2 separate regions of the Homo sapiens genome follow, and region 1 is linked to region 2. The links are chromatin contacts, found by Hi-C in ENCODE. All regions are on one chromosome and are shown on one strand. Each heading gives the region's core, a stretch centred on a gene start or an enhancer-like site at or near the end of the contact. The rest is flanking DNA. Distances are from core to core; before and after follow the strand shown. Region 1 has its middle 25 kb from the start of C10orf67. Region 2 overlaps PIP4K2A (phosphatidylinositol-5-phosphate 4-kinase type 2 alpha).

Evidence for each region. Hi-C counts contacts between places; a loop is a spot of excess contacts on that map. Pooled maps may share reads with other maps.
Region 1: a map with no recorded cell type shows a loop between it and region 2 (5-fold over the local background). The contact joins two enhancer-like sites. A Hi-C loop is called at or near these places in 7 of 37 single-sample maps with no recorded cell type and 5 of 50 pooled maps.

The regions. Positions count from the first base shown.
Region 1 is chr10:23,366,374-23,372,375 of GRCh38, forward strand. No RefSeq gene overlaps it. Among named protein-coding and RNA genes, the nearest start is that of C10orf67, 25 kb to the left of the region's middle. Within about 2 kb of position 2,623, at least 4 of the 41 ENCODE cell types and tissues checked have a DNase peak (open chromatin) inside an H3K27ac peak, as active enhancers do.
Region 2 is chr10:22,604,049-22,609,809 of GRCh38, forward strand. PIP4K2A (phosphatidylinositol-5-phosphate 4-kinase type 2 alpha) reads right to left here. Exons shown (of 10, transcript NM_005028.5): 2 at 5,572-5,669; 3 at 3,879-3,975. Among named protein-coding and RNA genes, the nearest start is that of PIP4K2A, 110 kb to the right of the region's middle. RefSeq lists an enhancer at 1,045-1,194. Within about 2 kb of position 2,328, at least 14 of the 41 ENCODE cell types and tissues checked have a DNase peak (open chromatin) inside an H3K27ac peak, as active enhancers do.

The DNA of each region.
Region 1 (6,002 bases), core at 1,373-3,872, 760 kb after region 2:
TTGCTCTGTCCTTACATGGCCTTTCCTCTGTGTACAGGTGGAGGGAGATAGAAGGAGAGAGAGAGAGAGAGAGAGAGAAGGAGACAGAGAGAGAGAGAGAATGATGGAGAGAGAGAGAGAAGTATTAATCTCTGGTATCTCTTACTCTTCCCCTCCTCTTTTTTTTTTTTTTTTTTTTTTTGAGACAGGTTCTTGCTTTGTCACCTAGGCTGGAGTGCAGTGGCACGATCACAGCTCACTGCTGCCTGGAACTCCCAGGCTCAAGCGATCCTCCCACCACAGCCTGCCGAGTAGCTGGAACTACACCCAGCTAGTGTTTTTTAATTTTTTTTTTGCAGAGACAAGGGTCTCACTGTGTTGCACAAGCTGGTCTTGAACTCCTGAAGTCAAGTGATCCTCCCACCTTGGCCTTCCAAAGTGCTGGAATTACCAGGCGTGAGCCACTGCATTCGGCTTCTTCCTCTTCTCATAAGGTCACCAGCCCCATTAGATTAGATTAGGTCACCCTTGTGACCTCCTTTAATCTTTTTTTTTTTTTTTTTTTTGAGACAGAGTTTTGCTCTATTGCCCAGGCTGGAGTGCAGTGGTGCGATCTCAGCTCACTGCAACCTCCACCTCCCTGGTTCAAGTGATTCTCTCGTCTCAGCCTCCAGAGTAGCTGGGACTACAGGTGCCCGCCACCACGCCCAGCTAATTTTTGTATTTTTAGTAAAGACAGAGTTTCACCATGTTGGCCAGGCTGGTCTCAAACTCCTGACCTCAGATGATCCTCTTGCCTCGGCCTCCCAAAGTACTGGGATTACTGACGTGAGCCACCGAGCCCGGCCAAACTCCTTTAATCGTAATGACCTCCCTAGAGGCCCTATCTCCAAATATAGCCACATTGGAGTTAGGACATCAACATATGAATTTGGGGGGACACAACAGTTCTTAACACTTTGATTGACAACTTTCTCATCCACAGCCCCATAGGGGAAAGGTCTATTTTTGGTTTTGTTCACCTTGTATTTCTAACATCTGCCTATAGTAAACATTCAATACGTTTTTGTTGAATGAATGAGTAATGACTATTAACAGTTATTGAGCACATGAGATTTCACAGGCATTGTGCTTATGTGCCATGTCGCAGGTATTGTTCTCAGTGCTTTATATATTAACACAATATACCATTTAATACTCAAAACAAACTTATTGAGAGCTATAGCATTATTATCCTGTTACGTTAATGAGAAAGCCTAGACATAGAGAGGTTATAGGATTGCCCAAGTTCACACAGCTTATAAGTGGAAGAAGGAGGATTTAATTAATCTGTCTGTGCCTAGAACTCATGCTCTTAATCTGTATGCATGGTATTTTAAACACATGAATTAGCAAATCAAAATGCATTAAAATAATATAATTAATAAAAATTCATTACATTATTAATTGCATAAAAACTTTATTATCTACCTACTATTTGCAAGGCACTTTTCTAGGCATTTGGAATAACATGCAGATGAACAATTTTCTTCACTGTTACAGCATATATTCGTGTGTGCACATAAACAATTAACAGATTAATATATAATATATCAAGTGGTGGTAAGTGCCATGGAGAAGAATGAAGCAAGAGAGGGAAATGAATAATGCAGCTAGTTGCAGCTGTTTCAGCAAATGTGGTTGGAGGCCACTCTAGAAAAGGATTTCCAACAGCTCAGAACAAAGTCACACAGAAGATATGTAGATGATGTAAGAAATGTTTTCTTATTAATTAGTAACTCAATTAAAAGGACATGAGCTGATAAAATGCAACAGCAAGCATTTACTAAAGGCTTGTCCAAGCTCAGGCCTAGAGAAAAACAGCAGGAAGTTCTGGGAGGTCATTCTACAAAACATGGCGATGGCTGTTGTAAACTCAGGGAATTGAGCTAAGTGAGCCCTGAAACAGCTGTCCTGCCCAACACTTCTGCCCTGTCCCCGCTCTGTTTCTGGCTGGTTTGCTGAGGTGACCCCCGTTACATGGCCCTGAGCAAGCTCCTCATCTCTCCAATGTGCAGTGTTACTTAGCAAAATGCTGAGAGCAGCACTAACCAGAAAAATCCGGTATCAGCTCCCCCAAAATCAAATATAAGGTCTGTGCAATCCACAGATCAACTCATGTGTGACCCACTAACTTTGCAAGGAAAATGTGCTTTTTATAGCATCTGGGTCAGACTCATTGAGTGGTGCATTGCGTTAAGGATTCATGCATTTCCCCCAGATTTTCTATTGCCCAGGTGGTAGGTTAGGCATTTAGATAATCTGGCTCAATGTTGTCTAAGAGGAAGGTTTTGGGAACACAATACCTAATCCTTGTTACTAAATCTTTATGAGAAAATGGGCTGAGAGAGAGCCACAGAACAAAGTTTTGGTTTGGTGTTTTGATTCCTGAAGCAAGGAGTTCTCTTTTAAGAAAAAAATAATAAATCAAGTGGGCATTGAGTGACATCTACCATCACTAGACTTTCTAAACAAGAATGAAATTCACCTATGGAGGCTGTAGATCTCTTTGCTATGTTCGTGTCTGTCCATGCCTTGCCTTTTTGTGTTTTCTCTTTCATTCTTTCTTTTTCCGTTGATAAATCACTCAATAACCATACACAAACTAGCAAAACCACATCCAGGACAGCTGGTTAACTGATATACCTTGAGGTTTTTGAAAACAAAACAGCTGAACACTTCCTCTGTGCCAAAAGAGAGGAAGTAGAGATTTTCCAGGACCCATTTAATCAGAATGATTTCCTGACTGGGGAGGTAAATTATCTATTCAGTCTTTCCCCTGTTCATCTGCTCAAAGACTATTAAAATATAGATGATATCTCAGAAAAATTAATGCAGATATAAAAGATTATTAAACTAACATTTAATTAACAAAGCAACAGTAGTTTCTATAAGCCACTACCTCTGGAAGGTCGTTTTTATCTCTCCGCTTCCCTGTCTTTGAGGCGATACTGTTCACAACTCTTTTAATGTTTGGATAAAGTCCAAGATGTTGCTGTTGGTATTGCTGAAGGTTAATTCTCAAACTCCATGGTTTGATTTGAGAAGGAAATTGTCAAGACTTCCTCTCTCTCAGGCTGGGTTTGGTTACTGGAACATTTAGGACACTTTGAGCAGCAGGTAACTGAACACCAAAATTAAACAATGCATAAATGCATTAGATTGTGAGCCTGCGAGTTTAGAGATAAGACACTATGTTCTCTGGAGGATTGGCTCAATTCAGTGGTTTTAACTCCACGTTCCTCCAACTCTCTGGACTCATCCTCAAGGCCTAGAGCAAGATGTCTGCAGCCATTCCAGGCCTCAGTTATACCAATGTCCAGAGGGAGAGAGGGTTTCCCCTCCAAAATTTCTCTCAAGAGTGTAGGGGAAGGGCCAGGCTCGGTGGCTCATGCCTGTAATCCCAGAACTTTGGGAGGCCGAGGCAGGCGGATCACCTGAGGTTGGGAGTTCAAGACCAGCCTGACCAACATGGAGAAACCCCCTCTCTGCTAAAAATACAAAAAAAAAAAAAAATAGCCGGGAGTGGTGGTGCATGCGTGTAATCCCAGCTACTTGGGAGGCTGAGGTAGGAGAATCGCTTGAACCCGGGAGGAGGAGGTTGCAGTGAGCCGAGATCGCGCCATTGTACTCCAGCCTGGGCAACAAGAGCGAAACTCCATCTAAAACAAAAGAATGTAGGGGAAAAAACCAATACCCTTTCCTCATCCATCACAAGGGTCATGGCAGATACTCCTATAACAAGAGACAGAGTAACAAGAGAAAAGCATCACAAATTTATTTAACCAAGGTTTACGTGACAGGGGAGCCTTCCAAAGTGAAGACCTGAAGACCCAGGGAAGACTGTGCTTTTGTGCTGAGTCTGATGGAAGAAGTGAACAGTTGCAGAGAAACAGGAAAGGGGTGTGATGTAATGGTAATAAACTTGTAGTGGTGGGAGCTTAGCAAGGCGTGCTTGTTCACATTCCTTTCTGTGTTTCTATTAATATAAGACATTCCCCTTTTCCATTATGTGCAGAACACAGGTCACATAAGGATCTTCAGGGTGCAGGGGGGACGGTGGGGAGGTAGGAGGTCAGTGAATGACCTTCCTAGGTTTTATGGCTTGCTTTGGGCAGATAAATTCTAGTTTCTATAACTCAGCTTGGGAGAGAAAGGGGAGAGGGAGAACAGAGGGTGGGAGAAGGTCAAAGAGACTTTGTTTTGGGGGCAAGTTCTCCCAATATCCTTCAGTTCAAAGTAGTCAGCATGCCAAGGTGTCATGATCTGGGGTACCATGTTCTGACCCCCAATAAGAGCATGAACAGACAACTCACAGAATTTGGGGAAATATTTACAAATCATATATTTAATCAAAGTCTGGTATCCAGGATATATAAAAAACATTTACAAAACTCAACAATTAAAATACAAATAGCACAATTTAAAGATGAAAAAAAACAGGTGTGGTGGCTCATGCCTGTAATCCCAGCACTTTGGGAGGCTGAGATGGGAGGATTGTTTGAAGCCAGGAGTTCAAGAACAGCCTGAGGGACATAGTGAAACCCTGTCTCTACAAAAAAGTTAGGCAGGCATGGTGGTACATATCTGTAGTCCCAGCTACTCAGGAGGCTAAGCCTGGGGAAGCCAAGGCTGCAGTGAGATGGGTTTGAGCCACCACACTCCAGCATAGGTGACAGAGCAAGACACTGTCTCAAAATAAGTAAATAAGTAAATAAAAATAAGACATTTAAAATTTTTTTAATTAAAAATTATTTTTAATGAAACAGAAATGGAATAGGTATTTCTCCAAAGAAGATATACAAATGGCCAACAGCACATAAAGAGACGTTCAGCCTCATTAGTCATTAGGGAAATGCAAATTAAAACCATAATGAGACACCACTTCACACATACTAGAACAGTGATACTCAAAAAAGACAAGCAATGACAAGTTTTGATGAGGATGCAGATAAATTAGAACCCTTGTATGTTGCTGATGGGAATATAAAATGGTGCAGTGCCTTGGAAAAAACAGTCTGGCAGTTTCTCAAAGAGTTAAGTGGTTTTTTCTTTTCTTTTTTCTTTTTTTTTCTTTTCTTTTTTTTCTTTTTTTGTTTGTTGTTTGTTTGTTTGAGACAGCATCTTGCTCTGTCACCCAGGCGACAGGTTGGAGTGCAGTGGCATGATCTCAGCTCACTGCAACCTTCGCCTCCTGGGTTCAGGTGATTGTCGTGCCTCAGCCACCCAAGTAGCTGGGACTACAAGCGTTTACTGGCATGCCTGGCTGATTTTTGTATTTTTAATAGAGACAGGATTTTGCCATGTTGGCCAGGCTGGTCTTGAACTCTTGGCCTCAAGTGATCCCCCGGCCTCGGCCTCCCAAAATGCTGGGATTACAGGCATGAGCCACAGTGCTCAGCCTTGAAAGAGTTAAATATATATTTATCAAATGTCCCAGCAATTTCACACCGAAGTATCTACCCAGGAGAACTGAAAACATATGTATACTTGGACACAAATGTTCATGGCAGCATAATCGCCAAAAAGTGAAAACGAACCCTGTATCCATCAACTAATGAATGGATAAACAAAATACATGCATATAATGGAATATTATTTTACTGTGAAAAAGAATGAAATATTAAAATATTCTACAAGATGAATGAGCCTTGAACAGATAATACTAAGCAAAAGGAGCCAGACAGAAAAAAATTATATGATTTCATTTACATAAAACATCCAGAATAGGCAAATTCATTGAGAGAAAAAGAAAACATTCATTTATGGTTGCCAGGGGCTACAGGGAGGGAGCAAGGGTATGAGGTTTCTTTTGAGAGAGGTGAAATGTTCTGAAATTAGTTAGTGGTGATAGTTGCACGATTTCGTGAATATGCTAAAACCACTGAATTTTATCCATCCTCAGGGTGCATATTATGATGTATCAATTATATTTCAATTTAAACAAAAAAAGGAGCATAAACATTTCTTCCTCGGAAGTTCTT
Region 2 (5,761 bases), core at 1,078-3,577:
ATGTATGTTACATGGTACTGTGGTACTGTTATTAACAATGGATATTCTAGAATTGTTCTTTGAATTTGTCTTTAACAACAAGGAAAAGTCATTTTTAAAAGATATTCCAGAAATCAAAACCAGAGGAAAGATACAAATGTTTACTGAGAAAGCAGGAATGTTTTCATTTTTCATTTCATTATCCTTTTCATTTATCTTAAAAACTTTTTAAGAAGTTTAAATTCACCAGTAGGGGTCAACTGCATAGGTTACTACTTAACCATGCTCTGCTTTAATCAGAGTGGTCTCCACAGACCAATACCTACTTTTTTCAGGTGTAGCAAAAAGGTGGTCACACAAACAAGACAAGTCGGGACCATTTACCCACTTGGCTGAATGGAAAGGTCTGAATACGAGATAAACCAGACGATGGAGCCCCTAACCACCACATTGATTTAGAGCCGCTTGTCCAAAATGCAAGCAGTTTGGAAAAATAAACACAGCAGGCAATGCCTGTTCCCCTTCAGCTATCCAGTGTCCTCCAAAACACTATGAGAGCCTAGGTCACTGATCCTACTTTCCAAGTCAGTTGGGAAAGAGTATTCAAAAAGCAGCTCACATTGATAAGCTCAGAAAGAGAGTTGGTTTTTTTCCGATATACGCAGTCTTCAGCAGCCAGTACCCAGGAGTGACAGAGGCGGCCGGTGGGAGACTCTACTCAGCAAAGGCACATTGGCAAGCTCCAGGAGAGGAAAACAAGGTTGCTTTTAGTCATTTGGCGCCACATGTGCCAAATGATACCTGTTACTTGAACTGGGCATGAGGATTGAACTGTCTGGGCAGTAACAATGTGCCAGGCAGCTGAAGCCCCAGGTCCTGGCCCCTGCCCGCCTGCCGCCTGAATCCCTGCAGTATACAGGGGCCTGCGAGGTGACCCTGGAGCCAGAGCTGTCACAACGACCCTCCTTTCTTCCAAACCAAGTAGCCAAAAGACTGGGATACAGCCCCAGATTTACGATCCTGTTTTCAGCTGGAACTCAGGGTCCCTGACCCTACTGAAGAATTTTAAGAGGTACAGACACTGGGAAAGAAATATACGACTGAGGAGGGAAGAAGAGTATACCTCTGCAGTACTGAAGTGACTCTGAATACACACTTTTTCTTTCTTTTTTTTCTTTTTTTAATAGAAATACAGTTGCCAAAGAGAAAGCAGCAGGCAGAGCTAAGGAAAGGAGGAGTGTTCGAATGATTAATCACACTCACACCACTCTCCCCAACAGGGAGCTCTCATGTGAAGAGTTTAACGGACTTGCCAATTAGTTACTTGTGAATCATCCTCCACTTGCCTAATTTTCTTTCAAAGTTTGTACTCAGCAATTTGTACTGACTTCAATATCAACTTACGTAGTTTTCTTTGTAGGGCGAAAAAAAGGGAAGGAAAACCAGTTCATGTCTTTGCATTTCAGCAACTAAATTGGTCATTTGAGGAAATTTTAAAAACTACTTTTCTCTGCTGCAGTGCAGAACTCAGACCATAATGGGTTCATTTTGGATCTCATTTGACAGAATTGATTATGACAAGAAATAGAAAGACTTCATTTCAATAATGAATTGAGGAATCTAACAAGATAAGATAGATGCATGGGCCCTCAAAAGTCAGTTTCTGTGAAATGCCAGTGGAATTGTTTTATTAAAACAAAACCCAGCCAAACAAAAAAAGGACGTGGAGAGAAGGAGGAACACACTGGTGTTCAGCTTTTCTTAAGGCAGAGGAGATTTTCTTAAGACACTGAAGCTATCTGCTGTTAATTCCTTTAAAAAAAAAAAAAAAGCACCTAGTTCATTTTCAGGTGGCCTCTTTAAATTTAGTAATGGTTCTAAAGTGATACAGAATTATTAATTTTAACTTCAGAGAAATGCTTTTTACTATTCTAATAATTTTCTGTTAAAGTTAATTATTTTTACAGCAGTAAATTTCAAGTCCATAATTGTGATCTAAGTTCTCTCTTAAAAATTAAGCCCCAAGGCCAGGTGCACTGGCTCATGCTCTGGGAGGACGGCTTGAGGCCAGGAGTTTGAGACCAGCCTGGGTAACATAGTGAGACCCCAATCTCTACCAAAAAAAAAAAAAAAATTAGCTGGGCATGGTGGTGCACACCTGTAGTCCTAGCTACTCTGGACGCTGAGGTCGGAGGATCACTTGAGCCCAGCAGTTTGAGGCTGCAGTGAGCTATGATCACACCACTGTACTCCAGCCTGGGCAACAGAGCAAGACCTTGTATCAAGAAAAAAAAAGAAACGCCCTAACAGGAGTGTTGGCTCCCACGCAGTTTTAATAGCAGATGAGCAACCACATCCTTCCTGTCCCACTAGCCAGCCCTCAGCTCTTCTGTGTACACAGAGCCTCAGCTCAGGGTCTGGACCTCCATGTAAACCACAACCCCAGGCCATCATGAGACAATGTCACCGGCAGCCTGGTCAGCGCTGCTTTCTCCAAACATGGCAGCCTCTCTCATGCCTGAGTAAACATATGAAAAATTCCTGGAAATTTTTGGCAATGGTACAGAGAGGGCAGTGGGAGCACAGATCTTTAGGAAAGTGTGCTAACTATCTCAGTTTGCCTGAGGGACCCTATTCTTCAGAGGAAAATACAGGGTAAGCTGTATCAGTACTCAATCTGTAGTCACCCAGGGTGGCAATATGTCACTTAATGCAGGATAAATTCAGATCTTAAATTGAGGGCAGATTAGGACTAGATTTGAAGGGACTTAAGTCAGTATATGCTGAGCATCCTTTATTTGAAATGCCTGCAGCCAGTCGTATTTCAGATTTTTTCAGATTTCAGAATATTTGCAAAGATAATGAGATATCTTGGGGATGGGACCCAAGTCTAAACACGAAATTTATCTATTTCATATACACCTTATACACATAGCCTAAAGGTAATTTTATACAATATTTTAAATAATTGTGTACATGAAACAAAGGCTGTGTTGAGCACTTAACTGTGGAATTTTCCACTTGTGGCATCACGTTGATGATCAGAAAATATTCGATTTGGAAGCATTTTGGATTTCAGATTTTCTGATTGGGATACTCAACCTGTCCCTTGGATTTCCACTTTTAAAAAAAATCCTTAGCATTTACGAATCTGGCTCGCTATATGAAACTTGGGTAACCAATGTCAAATCCTTTCTCAGAAAAAAATGATCATGGCTCAACAGTTATTTAAAGAGTTAAAACAGATGTTTAAAAGTTAGAATGAAGGACCAGGCCAGTGTGGGGAGGAGAGCAGCAGTGCACATTTTTACGTGGTGGGAATCAAGATGAAGAGGAAGATGTACCACAGGACACGCCCAGGATGTTGGGTTCCTGGTGCTGACCACAGTGCTATGGTCACTCCACAGTCCAGCACTGCAGTGCACAAAGGGTGCCCTTTGACAAAAATGCTGCAGCAAGAGTCTGACCAACTTGAAAAGCAGCAAATCAGCAAGATAAAGATTCCTGAGAGTCCTAAGTAGCCTCTACGAAGATACAAAACATGCACACTCACACAGGCTACTGACATGTCTGACAGCAGAAATTAACAGGCAGCTCTGCTAGCCTGTTAATTTCCACCTGGAAATGAGAGTATTATATAAAACCCTCACATGCTCAGTCTCCTTCCAAAGAAAAGTAATATATTTTCCTACTGACTTTTATACCGGTATCATATGTATAGAGGTCCCCAATCAAGAGAACACTTTACTTCAGCATGAACATTAAAAACTTCTTACACAAAATGAAAATTACTATTATATAATACTTTTATTGACAAAAATACAGATCCCAATTGACACAGCAAAAGTCATGGCAAAACCCATTTCCTACTGGAAGCAAATGTTACAAACGCAACTCACCTGGAAATCTTGATCATCAATTCCAAACCTCTCCCGCAGGTTACGGAAGACCATCGGGCAGTATTCCTTAAACTTGAAATGGCTCGGCATGTTTTCTCTGAAACAGTCACAGCGTGGAATAAAGCTCAGAGAGAGTCAATCAGACTTGCATCTGCCACCACTGAGTTCCACAGGTAGCCAAAGAAGGGTTCAGAGTTCACTGCCTACCAAAAGCACAGGTGTGCTTCCTAGAACCAGGTACAACCCGCAGAAAGATCCAGGAGACACAGGGGGCCAGACGGATGTCTGTCTGTCTCCTTTGTCACAGGCACGCTTGGACTATGTGACCTCTTTAAATCCTGGCCACACACTGCAGCCATTCCTCAAAGAACAAGAGGTGGGGAAGGAACGGGCCAGGCAGGGGGAGCAGTGAGGGAAAAGCACAATGGCGGGAGAGTGAGTTAGGAAGAGGCAGCGGAGCAAGGTTCCCTCTCAGCTACTGCTGAGGAAAGGAGGGCCACTCCCTCACCCCCCTAAAAGGCCTGTTTTATATAAATGCCACATTCTAAATTTGCTTAGAGGAAATTCCCTGAAAGTCAGCTTCTAAACACTGTTATGAGAAAAATTAACATCAGCTTCACATAAGGACAATGGCCCCCTGAAGAAATTTCATAATTGGCCTGGCATGGTGGCTTACACCACTCATTTGTAATCCCAGCACTTTGGGAGACTGAGGTGGGAGGATTTCTTGAGGCCAGGAGTTTGAGGCCAGCCTGGGGAACATAGTGAGACCCCTGTCTTTACAAAAAGTTTTTTAAAAAATCAGCTGGGCATGGTAACCTGCACCCGTAGTCCCAGCTATTCAGAAGGCTCAGGAAGGGGGATTGCTTGACCCCAGGAATTTGAGACTGCAGTGAGATATAATTTCACCACTGCACACCAGCCTGAGCAACAGAGCAAGATCCTGTCTCAAAAAAAAATTTCATAATGATCCTCACATGGGAGTGATTTGAGGTTCACCCTAATCATTCAGAATTGTTTCCCTCTTTGTGTTCCCACACAACCAGATAAATTAAATTATACATATGCACACACCCCTCCCTTATCATACTTTGCACACTGAACTATAGCAGTTTGTATATGTGTCAGTTTTTGTACTCTGAGCCCCTTGAGGGCAGGGCCGTGTCTTCTATATCATTGCATCTCTAGCTCTCAATGGACCACCTAACATATAATAGGTGCTTCATAATGACGTCTAAAACAACATTCAAATGAAGGAGGAATGTTATCAATGCCCAACATGGCATCTAATTGTGCCTTATGAAAATGTACCTTGGGTCTTTATTGTTCTAAGATGGAGTCATTGCTGTTCATAAATCATCATTTTCAAAGTTCTGTGTACAAGAGCAGAGGTTCATAACTGCTCAAAAATCCAAGCAATTTACAGCTTCAAAAATTTGAATTATAATGAGAATATCACTTTCAACGTATAAGATATTCATAGAGAACAATATGCCATATGGCAAAGGATATTATCCCAGAGAGCCTGCTGTTGCTTCTCTAAAAATGACAGATGGTTATGTTTATCACAGGATTAACTTCATCAGCAAAACTTTACTCCCACCCATTGACAAATTATGTGATTACAAAAATTCACAAAACTTGTACTCCTAGCAGCCACGCTAGTCTTATGAAAGGTCATACTTGTACTTACTTGTTAAAAAGGTGATTGTCCACCTTTATTTTTGAATAGGCTTTGAAGTCATCTGGCATCAACATAACAGGGATTTGAACATGGCTCAGTTCATTGATCTGGAAAAATATAAAATAAATAGCATGGGTTATTACTATCCAGGTGAGGAGGACTTGACTTGAATGTGTACCTTGGGAAAAAAAACATGGTG